2 separate regions of the Mus musculus genome follow, and region 1 is linked to region 2. A link is a contact called in ENCODE Hi-C or POLR2A ChIA-PET data. All regions are on one chromosome and are shown on one strand. Each heading gives the region's core, a stretch centred on a gene start or an enhancer-like site at or near the end of the contact. The rest is flanking DNA. Distances are from core to core; before and after follow the strand shown. Region 1 holds the start of Cep97 (centrosomal protein 97). Region 2 holds the start of Nxpe3 (neurexophilin and PC-esterase domain family, member 3).

Region 1 (6,337 bases), core at 1,730-4,229, 40 kb before region 2:
TTATTTTATGTGTATCAGTGTTCTGTCTGTGCCCTATATGCTTGTAGTTCCTATGGAGGCCACAAGAAGGTGTTGGATCTTTTGGGACTGGAGTTACAGATGGTTGTTAGCTGTCATGTGGGTGCTAGGAGCTGAACTCTGGTCCTCTGGAAGAGCAGCCAGTGCTCTTAAACCATTAAAACATCTCTTTAGCATCTTGTCCTTTTTCCTTTCTTTTCTTTTTTGTTTCTTGTAACTCAAACTATCTGACACAATTCTCCTCATTAAAAACATTAACAGTTTTGTATAAATATTTGTTTTTATTTTATGTGTGTAAATGTTTGGCCGGCATGTATATATGTGCATTTTGCATTTTCATGGTTCCCTGTAGACATCAGAAAAGGACATCTGATCCCCTGGAACTGAAGTGTGGGTGCGGGGACTTGTTCCTCAGCAAAACAAGAGCTTTTAACATCTGAGCATCTCACCAGCCCCTTCCTCTTCCTCTGAAGAAAAACCTCCTTTGGCTGGGCAGTGGTGGCGCACACCTTTAATCCCAGCACTTGGGAGGCAGAGGCAGGCAGATTTCTGAGTTTGATGCCAGCATGGCCTGCAGAGTGAGTTCCAGGACAGTCAGGGCTACACAGAGAAACCCTGTCTCAAAAAAGCCTAAAAAGCAGGAGATGGGATAGGGGGTTTCTGAAGGGGAGACCTGGAAAGGGGAAAACATTTGAAATAAAGAAAATATCCAAGAAAAAAATTAATTAAAAAATTGACAAATAAGACCTCATAAAATGCAAAGCTTCTGTAAAAACAAACAAACAAAAAACCTTAAAATACAGAAAAGTTTAAAACAATTTTTTTTCTTTGAGTTGGGGATGTATCTCAGTGGTTAAGTGCTTGCCTCAGATGAAGAGAGCCTAGTTTGATCCCTAACAGTTTCAGAAACCCAAAACCAAAAACAGTGAACAAGACAAGAGTGCTTCTCGTGTGAACTTTGTGAACGACAACACTCTTCAGTGATGAAAAGCCGGACACAACTGCATGGTCATCCCCAGTATGTGATCACCCTGTGGAGGGGTTCTCTGGGTTATTCTTGTTTGCTGATGTTGTTATTTGGTTTTTTTTTTTTGTTTGTTTGTTTTTGTTTCTGAGACAAGGTGCCTCTATGTGGCCAAGGCTGGACTTGGCATACTTCTCTCCTGGCCCTTCCTTTTTCTAAGTTACATATTCTCTCTCTCTCTCTCTCTCTCTCTCTCTCTCTCTCTCTCTCTCTCCATGAATGAGGTAGCACACATGTGGAACTCAGAACACAATTCACAATTTTCAGGAGTGGGTGATCATCTTCTACTGTGTGGGTTATGGGACTTGAACTCAGATCATCAGTCTTGGCAGCAAACTCCCCTACTGGCTAAGCTGTCTCTTCATCCTCTCCAATTGTTTTAATTTATGCACTGGCTGCTCTTCCAGAGGTCCTGAGTTCATTTCCCAGCAACCACATGGTGGCTCACAACCATCTGTAATGGGATCTGATGCCCTCTTCCGGTGTGTCTGATGTGTGTGTGTGTGTGTGTGTCTGATGTGTGTGTGTACATGTGTACTTGTTTTGTTTTTAGACAGAATCTCTCTGTTGCATAGCTCAGGCTATGATTAAACTCACTATGTAGACCAAGGTGGCCTTGAACTCACAGACATCCTCCTGCTTGCCTCTTCCAATATCTAACAATATATAGTCTTCCTCCCAACTGATGGGATTAAAATTTGGGCCACCACGACAGGCTTGCTTTGTTTTCAGACATATAAAGTTGTAAGACTGTTCTCCAAGTAAGGTGTCTACTGGTTAAAATGAAGGGGGGAATTCTTATTGTTTCTTCAGAAATAGAAAAGTATCTTTAGACTAAAGCAATGGGAAACAGAAAGGTCTTTAAGGGCAGTGATGCCAAAGGGAACCAGGAAAGAGGAAATGCTCTTAGAATTTTGAGCCTGAAAAGCTAGAAGCACCAAGTTACTGAATTTTCCTGAACAGGAATCCTCAGACTTCAGAGAGAGCCTTATAGCGAGTCATTCTATAGAGAAGCTAAAACCCTTTAAAATTAATTCAGACTTGTCAGAATGGGTAGCGGCCATAGAGACTTCTAGCAATGAGTTCTCAACATCAGTTTGTTTTAAACAATGTCCTTATAATGTGCCAGGTGGTAAAAGTGTTGAATTTCTCGAACACCAAGAGTAGCTTTTAGTACGTTGAGCAGTTGATGAAAGAAAGTGGAGCCCCCTTTGTACGATTGAGTTACCTTGTAAACCCTAGCTTAATTTTACTTCCCCTGTCAAGTTTTGTCCAAAGATTGTAATTTCTAGTTCCCGATTACCGAGTTCATAGTTAAATCAAAAAAAGATCAGCCTGTGCCCTCCCAACCAGGTAAAGTAAGTATTCCTGACTCTGGAAACTATTTTAAACTTTTTTGAATACTCTGGAAAAAGTTCTGGGTACATATGTATCAAATATACTCCTTGACCAAACTGTTCAATGTGTAAGAACCACCATTTAAAACAAAAATATCAGTTTCTGAGGCTTTAAATCTATTTAATTAGGTAAGATTGGGTAAATTGCAAATATAACGTATCCATTTGACTATGTCAAAATATTTCACTGTCATTCCTATAGAGAAGCTAAAACCTTTTAAACTTAATTCAGAATTGTCAAAATGGGTAGCTGCCATAGAGACTTCTGGCAATGAGTTCTCAAATTCAGTTTTAAACAACGTCTTTATAATGTGCCAGGTGGTAAAAGTGTCGAATTTCTCAAACACCTGGCCCTGGAGTGAAATGGTTTATCTAACAATACAGCTTGCTCACCAGATCAACTTTAGGTGTCAACCCGGGTCTTCTAAGCTTTACCTCCCACATTGTAGCCAGCAAGTCCCATCAGGGAGCCAATTGGGTCGAGTGAGTGCTGTGCATCCTGGGAGTTGTAGTTTGCAGCGCCCCACTGCTGACTACATGCTCTACAGAACGGCAGAAGACGGTTGCCTGGTGTCATTAGCAAGCGGCAAGTATGGCGGTGGCGCGAGTCGACGGGGCTCTGGCTCCGGGAGAAGGTACGATGATCCCTACCCCTAAATTCCAAAGTTTACTTCAGTATGTCATATTAAACAGTTGCTTGGTGTAAAGAGAAAGCCTGGGTTTAGAGGTGCAGTTTTGGACCAGTTCTTTTGATGAGGGGCTGTAAGCAACACGGAGGCGCACTTCCTACTGGGAGTTGTAGTCCCGCTGTCTGGTCCAGTCCCGCAACATTACTGTGAAGGCTGAATGAGGGACTTCAGTCCCCAGGAGCCTTCGCGGTGCCCGGCGCCCCTGTCCCGCGCTCTCCTTAGCCTGACTGGGGGCAGTGGGCTTCGGACTGCGGTGACCTTTCTGGGACGTTTACTTTGAGTTCCGAGTGCCCACAGGAAATTAGTGCAGCCTTTTTATTTCCCGTGCCTCTCCTTCTCGTCCGAGAACGTTCAGGAAGCATCTCATCTGAAACCGCATCACAGTCTGCTTGAACTCTTCTTTGGAAGTGACCAGTAGCCGTGGTAGAATCTGAGAATGACCCAGACACGCGTTGCTCCCCGATCATTCTGCAGGCCGGGTCCCGGGGTCGAGTTTGGTCTTTGTTTGGCAGAGCCCAGGTTGGGGGGTGCGCCTGTGCTTGGGAGATGCCTCCGTGGGGCGCCGACCTCAGAGCTTTTGTTTTGGTTACACTCTGAGGCGTGGTAGCAGCTGGCCCGATTGGGGCAGAGCAGGGTAGGTAGAGTTGAGGCTCATAACCCGGAGACCCTTGAGTTCCTACGGGAAGGAGTTCGGCTAAAACATGTGTCGACACTTAGGAATTGTGTGCGGACGCTAGGTGCGCTTTTCCAGGACAGTCTAGTTTTCATCTCGAAGAAGGGGCTCACGACGCCTCACGTGATAAGAAAACCGAAAAGCATTGAAACCCTCTAGGAGCGCAGAACCGAAAAATTACATCCCAAGGTAGCTCCAGTCTGATCGAAAAATTGAAATTGGCAGTTACTCAGGCCCCGCCCACTCTGATAGCTTCTTTTCTCAACCTTCCTAGCTCACCGAGAACAGCAGCAATAAGCACTTACAGAGCCATTCTCCCCGCCCCCAAAGAGCCAGATGATATTTTGGATGCCTTTCTCCCATTATCTCATGTTTTTATGTAGAACAATGTTTATATTATATTCTCACTCTTTTTCTTTTTTCTTTTCAAAGCCATGGTCTCATTATGTAGCTGTGACTGATCAAAAACTCAAAGAAATCCTCTTGCTTTTGCCTCTCCAGTGCTGGGATTAAAGGTGTGAGCTGTGCTGTGCACGTGGCTCATCCACTTTTTTTTTTTTTTTTTAAAAAAAACAACTTTATAGTTTTTAAAAAAGATTTATTTATTTATATGAGTACACTGTAGCTGCCTTCAGACACACCATAAGAGGTCATCAGATGGTTGTTAGCCACCATGTGGTTGCTGGGAATTGAACTCAGGACCCCTAGAAGAGCAGTCAGTGCTCTTAACCACTCTGAGCCATCTCTCCAGCCTTTTTTTTTTTTAAGATTTATTTACTTTATGTATGTGAGTACACTGTCACTGTCTTCAGACACACCAGAAGAGGGCATCAGATCCTCATTACAGATGGTTGTGAACCACCAAGTGGTTGCTGGGAATTGAACTCAGAACCTGGACGAGCAGCCAGTGCTCTTAACGGCTGAGCCATCTCTCCAGCCCATTGTTTTTCAAGACAGGATTTCTCTGTGTAGCCCTGGCTGTCCTGGAACTGGTTCAGAAAACTAATCTGGCCTTGAACTCAAGGAGATGCCTTTGCCACGGAGTGCTGGGATTAAAGGCCACCACTGCCTAGCTGTTTTGTTTTGTTTTGTTTTTTCAAGACAGGGGGGTCTCAGTATGTAGCTCTGGTTGTCCCAGAACTCACTAGATAGACGGAGCTGACCTTGAAAGTGAAGAGAGGTTGGCACTTTAAAAATCGCCTGGCTGTCATCTATGTCTTGTAGAATAGAAAAGTTAACTCAAAGAAGAAATGGAGAGGGGAGAGGCTAAGAGAGTGACTCTTGGAGGAAAGACATGGGAGGACACAGCGAGGAGTCAGCCAGCCTCTAGGAGAGGGGTCTCAGTTATCAAACCTGCCAACACCTTAGTTTTGGGTGTTTCAGACTTTGAAAAATAAATGATAAAAAGAGAAGGAAACTTGTCTGAAGTGATTAAAAGGGTGGGGGGCTACAGTCTGGATTTGTGATTAGCTGGGGTTGGGGGTGGGAGTGTGGGGGGTAGGGGCTACAGTCTGACTTTGTGCTACAAGTGCTTTATTTAGTGCTGCCTGCAACCTTGTGAAATTAGAAAATCATTGCATTCCATCGATTAATTATCTACACTGTGATTTTCAAAATGACTTCGAAGTCGCTGGGAGAGAGTAGTTGGCACAGTGCTTGCTGTATGTGACAAGCATGAGGGCCCCGAGTTCCATCCTCAAAACCCAAGTAAAAGGTGGAGCTTGGTGGCAGGAGCTTGTGGTCTCAAGTGCCGGGAAAGTGACATGGGCGGAGTCTTAGTGCTTGTTGGCCAAGTAGCTTACTCTGCTTGATGAGCTCCAGGCCAGTGAGAGATCCTGCCTTGAAAAACAAAGTGAGGGCTGTAGAAATGGCTCAGTGGGTAAGAACACTCGAAGTGACAGTGTGCAGACTGGAGTTCAAATCCCCAGCATCCATGGGCAAAGCCCCAGCACCTAGTGCATACATGGAAAAGCTCAGCACCTAGTGCTATGGAGGTTGCTGACTTCCAATCCAGCGCTAGGCTTTAAGGCCCACTGAGAGAGTGGGTCAAGAGAATAAAGAGTAACAGAACGGGACACCCAGCATTCTCCTCTGGCTTCCCTGGGCATGCATGATAGACACTGCCCACCACTCCCGTGCACACGACTTTGGGCTCTTGAAGATGTACTTGAAGTTAGGTTATAAACATTTTGATCTCTATATAAAAAAGTAAGTTTTAGGGTCTGATGTGATGATAGCTATAATTCCAGTATTTGGGAGTTGGGGGAAAGAAGATCAGGAGTTCAAATTTAGCCTTGGATACATAGTTTATGCCAGCCTAGCCAGCATCAGACCCTGTCTGAAAACAACAGCAAAAGATAAAACAAAACACAAAAACCCCAAACAACAATAACAAAAACCAATCTAAGACAAAGAAAAAAATTGAAAGATTGAAAAAAGGGGGAAATTAGCCAGGAGGTGATGGCACCCTCCTTTTGTTATGCCCAGTTCTTGGCAGAGATCACAGATGTAAACACACAGTCTTATCATCAGGATG
Region 2 (6,524 bases), core at 2,646-5,145:
CTGCCCTTCGTACTCACGAATGGATGTCCTCTGGCTGGTGATCCTTGATCTTTCCTGTGCCCAGCATATGATGCCTACCTACTCTCCATATTCTTTTTTTTCCTTCCCTTTTCTTCTTCTTTTTTTAAAAAATCTTTTTGATTCTTTGTGTATTTCCCATCATGCACCCCCATCCCACTCATCTCCCTGTCCCTTTTATCTGCTCTCCAACCTTGCAACCTCCTCCCCAAAAGAAAGCAGACAAACAATAAAAGAAGGGAGAACAAAGGAAAATCATCTCGCTGTGTGTGGCAGCTGCCGTGTGTCCGAACATCTTTCCTGGCAAATGTCCAATGTAATGAGTCATTGGTCTGGTTTGGAGGCCTCTGGCTTCTGCTACACTACCAATACTGGATCCTCAACAGGACTACTCTCTGACATCCTGTTATTGCCCTGAGTCATGGAGATCCTTCAGGACCAGGCCCTCACATGCTCCGGCAGTTCATAGATAGAGTAGATGTTGAGGTGGGCCAGCTCAAAGCTCTGGATATGGGCCCGGATGGGAGCTGAGTTTGGCTGCCCATCAGCTCTCCTGTGTCCACACCACCAGGGCCAGCTCTCCTACTTTGCCCAGGCAAGGGGTGGGGCCAATTCTGGACAGTCCTGGACATCAATATGATCTCAAGGGTCAGACCAGACCCGGAATGTCTACGTGGCCTTTGGTAGTAACATGGGCTATAGACATGGACACCGACGTCTGACTCTCTTGGCAGCATGAATTGGGATTTCACCATAGCCTTAGGTGACATCTCAGATTATTCACATCAGGCTGTTCCTCCTTCCCTTCCTTTTCCCATCTTGCCATCACATACTCGGACATTGTAGTGGTGCCATAGAGGGCTGGGACATAGGCAGGAGGGCCTCTGGACGTCTTCCACCTGCCACAATGCATGGTGCTGAGTAGGTCTCGTCTCCCCTCCCCTCCCCTCCCCTCCCCTCCCCTCCCCTCCCCTCCCCTCATCTCTTCTCTTCTCTTCTCTTCTCTTCTCTTCTCTTCTCTTCTCTTCTTCTCTTCTTTTCTCTTCTCCCCTCCCCCTCCCCCTTTCCCCTCCCCCTCCCCTTTTCCCCTTCCCCTCCCCCTCCCCTTTTCCCCTTCCCCTCCCCCTCCCTCTCCCTCCCTCCCTCCCTCCCTCCCTCCCTCCCTCCCTCCCTCCCTCCCTTCTCTCTCTCTCTCTCTCTCTCTCTCTCTCTCTCTCTCTCTCTCTCTCTTGTTTGTTTTTGAGACAGGGTCTCACTGTGTAGCTCTGGTTCAATTATGTAGACCCAGGCTGACCTCTGAAATCACAGACATCCACTTGCCTCTGCTGGGACTAAAGGTGTGCCCCATTATGCCAGCTGGTATGTGCAAGGCTCTGGGCGTGATCCATTCCACCCCCACCCCTGGCCCCCATCACCATCAGCTAGCTGAACATGCTTCCTTTTCCTGAGCCATTACTCTTGAGCTGCAGTGTGTGGCCTGGTCTCTGAAGGTAGTCTCAAGAGAGGCAACCACCCAGCATTCAGGCAAGCAAAAGCTATCAAGTTGTGGAAAAGTCAGCCTTAGGCAATGGCTTGCCTGAACATATGAAGAAAGCAGTTGACCAGCTGAAGCAACCCCAGGGCAGGAAGAGAAGAAAGAGGACATAGAGAAACCAGAGCTTAAAGTTGGAAAAAGGCTGTAAAAAACCAACCCCCCTCACAAAAGGGAACATGCTCATCCCTGGAACCAGAGATGCAGCAAATCCTCAGACCCCAGGCTGAGAGTTGTAGTGTACATGGCTGTCTGTTAAGGATGCTGATGAAGGCCTACAAGGGGACTGTAACACCAGGGGCTCAACCTCAAGGCATAGGCAGACTGACAATAGAGATGCCACTTGCTGCCTGTCCCTCACTGCTGCTCAGTGCATGGGCTCAGGAAATGGAAGCATGTTCAGCTAGCTGATGGTGATGGGGGCCAGGGGTGGGGGTGGGGGTGGATCAAGCCCAGAGCCTTGCACATACCAGACAAGGGTCCACTACTCACTTAGTACTTATTCTCAGAATCTATACTTTTTTGTTGTTTTTGTTCTTGTTTTTGTTTTTCGAGACAGGGTTTCTCTGTGTAGCCCTGGCTGTCCTGAAACTCACTCTGTAGACCAGGCTGGCCTTGAACTCAGAAATCCGCCTGCCTGTGCCTCCCGAGTGCTGGGATAAAGGCAGGCATCATCACTGCCCGGCTACTTTTGTTGTTTGTAAAGTCAAGGATTCTCTGTGTTGCCCTGGCTGTCCTGGAATTCAGGCGCTGACCAGACTGGCCTCAAACGTAAGAGATCTGCCCTCCTTTTCTTCCTGAGTGCTAGGAAATAAGATGTGAGCTACCACTACCTGGCAGAATCTGTAAGTTTTTAATATAAATTTATTGATCCTTTTAGAACTTTATGCAATGTATTTTGATTATTTTCTCTCTCTCTATTCCCCCGTGATCCATCTCCAACTCCCTTCACTGTGTTCTCTTAATTTAAACAAACAAACAAGCAAACAAACAAACAAACAACTTAGTCCAGTTTGTGCTACACAAACACTTAACAGGTGGGAAGCCATTCCCCGGAGAGTGGTTGACCTATCAGGGTCCATACCCTTAGGAAAACAGTATCTCCTGTTCCCAGATGCCATCATTGGGTCTTCAGTTAATGTGTGTGTACACATGAACCCTTTGTCCTGCCATGTGAGAATGTTGGTGGGTTGGTTTTGTTCAAGTCTTGTAGAGGCAAGCACAGGTGCTCTGCGTTCATGAACCCAGTGGTCTTATTATGCCCCGAAGACAGTTGTTTTGCTTCTGTTCTTCCTGACCTCAGGCTCTTATAGCTCCATTGTCAATAAATATAATGATAATTAATGACAGTTGGAATTCATATCGATTCTACTTCAACTTGGGACTAAGTCTGAGGGCAGACTTTTTTTTTTAACATTTTTTAAAAAGATGTATTTATTTAATGTATATGAGTACACTGTAGCTGTCTTCAGACACACCAGAAGAGGGCGTCAGATCTCATTACAGATGGTTGTGAGCCACCATGTGGTTACTGGGAATTGAACTCAGGACCTCTGGAAGAGCACGCAGCCAGTGCTCTTAACTGCTGAGCCATCTCTCCAGCCCCAGACTCCACCCCATCCCCCAGCATTTTGCTCTGGTTAAAAGTAAGTCCAACCCCACTGTGCTCTAAGCCAGGAACGTCTTTTGTCCCACACAGGCCTTTCTGTCCTCTAGAAACTCCTCTCAGTATCTCAGATTCACCAAGCTGCTTTTGACATAAAACGTCCAAACTAGGGTAATCCAGCATTGAGGGTGGTTTGGGTGGAATATCCTGGCGCTTTTGCCAAGAACTAACTTCAAAGAGAGAAGCTTCAAGATCTCTATGCTCACGTTTGGCAAGCAGTGTTTCTCTGGTACCAGCAGCTCCGCCACTGCTAGGCCAGCATTGTGGTTAGTTCTCAGGAAGAGAATCGGTTGAGGGGACGCTCCGGGGAAACGCTGATGTCCGAAGGTCATCTGTATTTGTGTCTCCAAAAGGGTCCAGCCCTCGGGCTAGAGTGTATCTCCGGAGGTACACAGTCATCCTAACCCAAGCTCCCTGGGGCGGTCGGGTAGCACAGGCAGTGCCAACTCCTTGTTTCGCCACTGGGCACATCACTCAGCTTGCGCGGCTGTCAGTCAACATCCCCGCTCCGCCCCGCCCCGCCCATAGTCGGACCAATCGTAGCCGGGGGTCGGGGGTGAGGCTCCGTAGCGCGGTCAGGAAGCCGGGAGAGAACAGCCTGGCGCGGAGGCCCCCGATCGGAGCGTCCACATCCCGTGGGAGGGCGAGCGGCGAGCGAGACCGGAGACCCGGTGAGTGCGAGCTGCGACTATGCGCGCGGCGGGGCGGAGCCTGTCCCGAGAGCGCCCGGTGCGGCGTGCCTCGTGCGCCCCGCAGCTGCAGAGCCCTGTGTTCCGCGCGCGGACCTCGGGTCCCTAACGTCCCCGGCCGGGTGTAGGGAGCTGCGGCCCCGGGAGTCCCAACTGCGTTCCAGAGCCCGGGAGCCGAGGCCCCGGTCGAAGACGCAGGCAGAGCTTCAGCCCTGGGCTGCGACTGCCAAGGTCCGGATGATCCGAGCCGCTGCAGAGAGGATGCAGGGCGAGCCTGAACATCTCCATCCTCAGTTTCTCCACTTGCTGCAGCGCCGCAGCGCCTGGTAGCAGGCACCTCAGGTGACCTGTACCCGAGAGCGCAGTCAGGCCCCTCTCCTCCCCCCAACCCCCACCCCTTACTTCTCTTCTTTTTTCCACTCCCAGTGCAGAGAGCTTGGCGACACTGCACTTGGTCCCTATCGCCAGTCTCATCGCTGCTGTGGCGCCAGCTGCTTCTTATCTTGTTGTCTCCTCATACTTTGGACTACCCAGGCCTTACTGAGCTGCAGTTTTGGAGGCATCAGAGAAGTCATGCAGGGAGGAACATGTGTGTGACAGTCCTCTGTGGGATGTTGAGATCTTGGCTTGTGTTCTGTCTCTGCTTGACTCAAGTTCAGAAGGGCAGTGGTGCTCAGAGAGGTTGTGAGGCAGGATTTTGCAAAAATGTATATGAAAGTGTAATTTCCCCCTTGCTTTTCATCAACAATAGATTATTGCCGTGTTCCCAATGGATGAAGAATCACACTGCCTGGTGATTGTGTTCTCTTCCTGTAGGCATTATGTGTCATTTGGAATATTAGGGTGTCTTTGAAGCTGGCAGGTTGCCAGGACCCTCATGACTGTCTGATTCCTCTCAGGGGGAGGGCACACCATACTTTAACCCAGCAGTGTGGGGGGCTCTGTCCCCTTTTGACTGGGCTTACTATCTTCTTTCCATGTCTGTTGTTTTCATAATTTCTTCTGGGTTGACCAAGTGTGTAATCGGCTACTGAGAAAGGAGCTGAAGGAAGGTCACTGAAGAGGGAATGGTTGTTCCTAGTGCTCCAGAATCCAGTTGTCCTGAGAGACCATGGCAAGGCACAGTTCAAAATTCATTTTAGTACCACTAGCCCTTGCCAACTGAAGTAAGCAATGCCCCCTGGCCACTCTATTTAGTGGTTCTTCTACTTGGCAGTCTACTGTAGCTATCTAAGGGATATCAAGGGTTTCAAAGTAAGCGATGCCAAAGGATCCAAGCCTAAGGTGTAGACATAGGAAAAGCAGAACCAGCAAAGGTGTTGGCCTCCTAAGGTGTAAAGAAAATTCATTTGCAGAGAGCAAAGGCCAAGGCCAAACGCTGGAATGTGGTTCTACCTTGTGGCTCCTGGGGGATCAGACTGCTGGGCTGGTCAGGGCACTTTTATCTGCTGAGTCACCTCACTGGCCCCTTTTTACAGAATTATCACTTCTAATAACCGAAGAGCCTACCTTTACAAGGTAGCAACTACCCTCAGGTTACACTTAACAATGTCTCTTACCTGTTTCTAAATGTATACCCTCGTCTCTCACTAAGGTCTATAATAGTGTGTGTTTGATTTCCAGCCAAAGGCTACTGGAGCAGTAGGTACTTTAAAGAAGCCTTTATCAGCACTGACACATACTTTATCAGACTGGAACCACTATCAGTGTCTGTGTAGAGCTGAACCTTTCGGCTGGAGCCTGGGACGGAACAGTTCAGAGGCAGCAGAAACTGGCGTTGTAAAAATGGAGTTCTTTCGGATCCACCTCTAAACAATAAAGAGAGTAAATCTGATCAGGCTTTCCAGGGGAAAAATCAAAATAACTGAGGAATGAGAAGAACAGCAACAGTAGCTGGCGTAGAAAATATCCAGTAAAATAACAGATGAGGGTTGGAGGTGGCTACCCAGCAGGAAAACCTTCTTGCCTTGAAAGTTCAGTTTCCGGGACCCCCATGGGAGGAAAGAACTAACTATTATAAGTTGTCCTCTGACATCCACAGGTGTGTGCACTGTGGTATACATGGACACACAGATACACGTAAATTATAAAAATAATTAAAAATTTTAAATAGTAGATGATAATTTAGATGAATCCCTTCTAAGTTCAGAGGATGACGTTAGCTCGTCTGCATTTCAGTGCAGTATGATAAGAAATGAAGATAAAATGTATACATAAACATTGTCTTAGTTAGGGTTTCTGTTGCTGTGAAGAGACACCCTGACCAAGGCAACTCTTATAAAGAACAACATTCAACTGGAGCTAGTTTACAGGTTCAGAGGTTCAGTCTATGATAATGATGATAATCATGGCAGAGTCTAGGCAGACCTGGGACTGGAGGAGCTGACAGTTCTACATCTTGATTCAAAGACAGATAGGGGAAAACTGACTCCCATGTGGCTAGGAGGAGGGTCTCAAAGTCCATCCCCACCTCCCAATAATGCCACTCTCTGGGTCATGCATATTTAGACGGCTGCAAACATTAACACGGGTCTCAAAGCAAGCAATGCCAAAGTACAAGCCCTAAGCTGTAGACATACTGAAGAGGTGTTGGCTTACTAAGGTATAAAGAGAATTCATT

What was found. Hi-C counts contacts between places; a loop is a spot of excess contacts on that map. ChIA-PET counts read pairs that join two places held with the same protein, here RNA polymerase II (POLR2A).
Region 1: a loop to region 2 is called in a map of left cerebral cortex, with 6 times the contacts of the local background. The contact joins the promoter of Cep97 here to the promoter of Nxpe3 in region 2. A Hi-C loop is called at or near these places in 10 of 37 maps with a recorded cell type or tissue (CH12.LX, T-helper 17 cell, T-helper 2 cell and 4 more). POLR2A ChIA-PET finds 5 or more read pairs at or near these places in 3 of 5 experiments (Patski and embryonic stem cell).

What each region holds. Positions count from the first base shown.
Region 1 is chr16:55,931,490-55,937,826 of GRCm38, reverse strand. It overlaps Cep97 (centrosomal protein 97), which reads left to right and starts at 2,979. Exons shown (of 11, transcript NM_028815.4): 1 at 2,979-3,074. The coding sequence starts at 3,032.
Region 2 is chr16:55,892,650-55,899,173 of GRCm38, reverse strand. Nxpe3 (neurexophilin and PC-esterase domain family, member 3) reads left to right here and starts at 3,895. Exons shown (of 6, transcript NM_001134457.1): 1 at 3,895-4,246.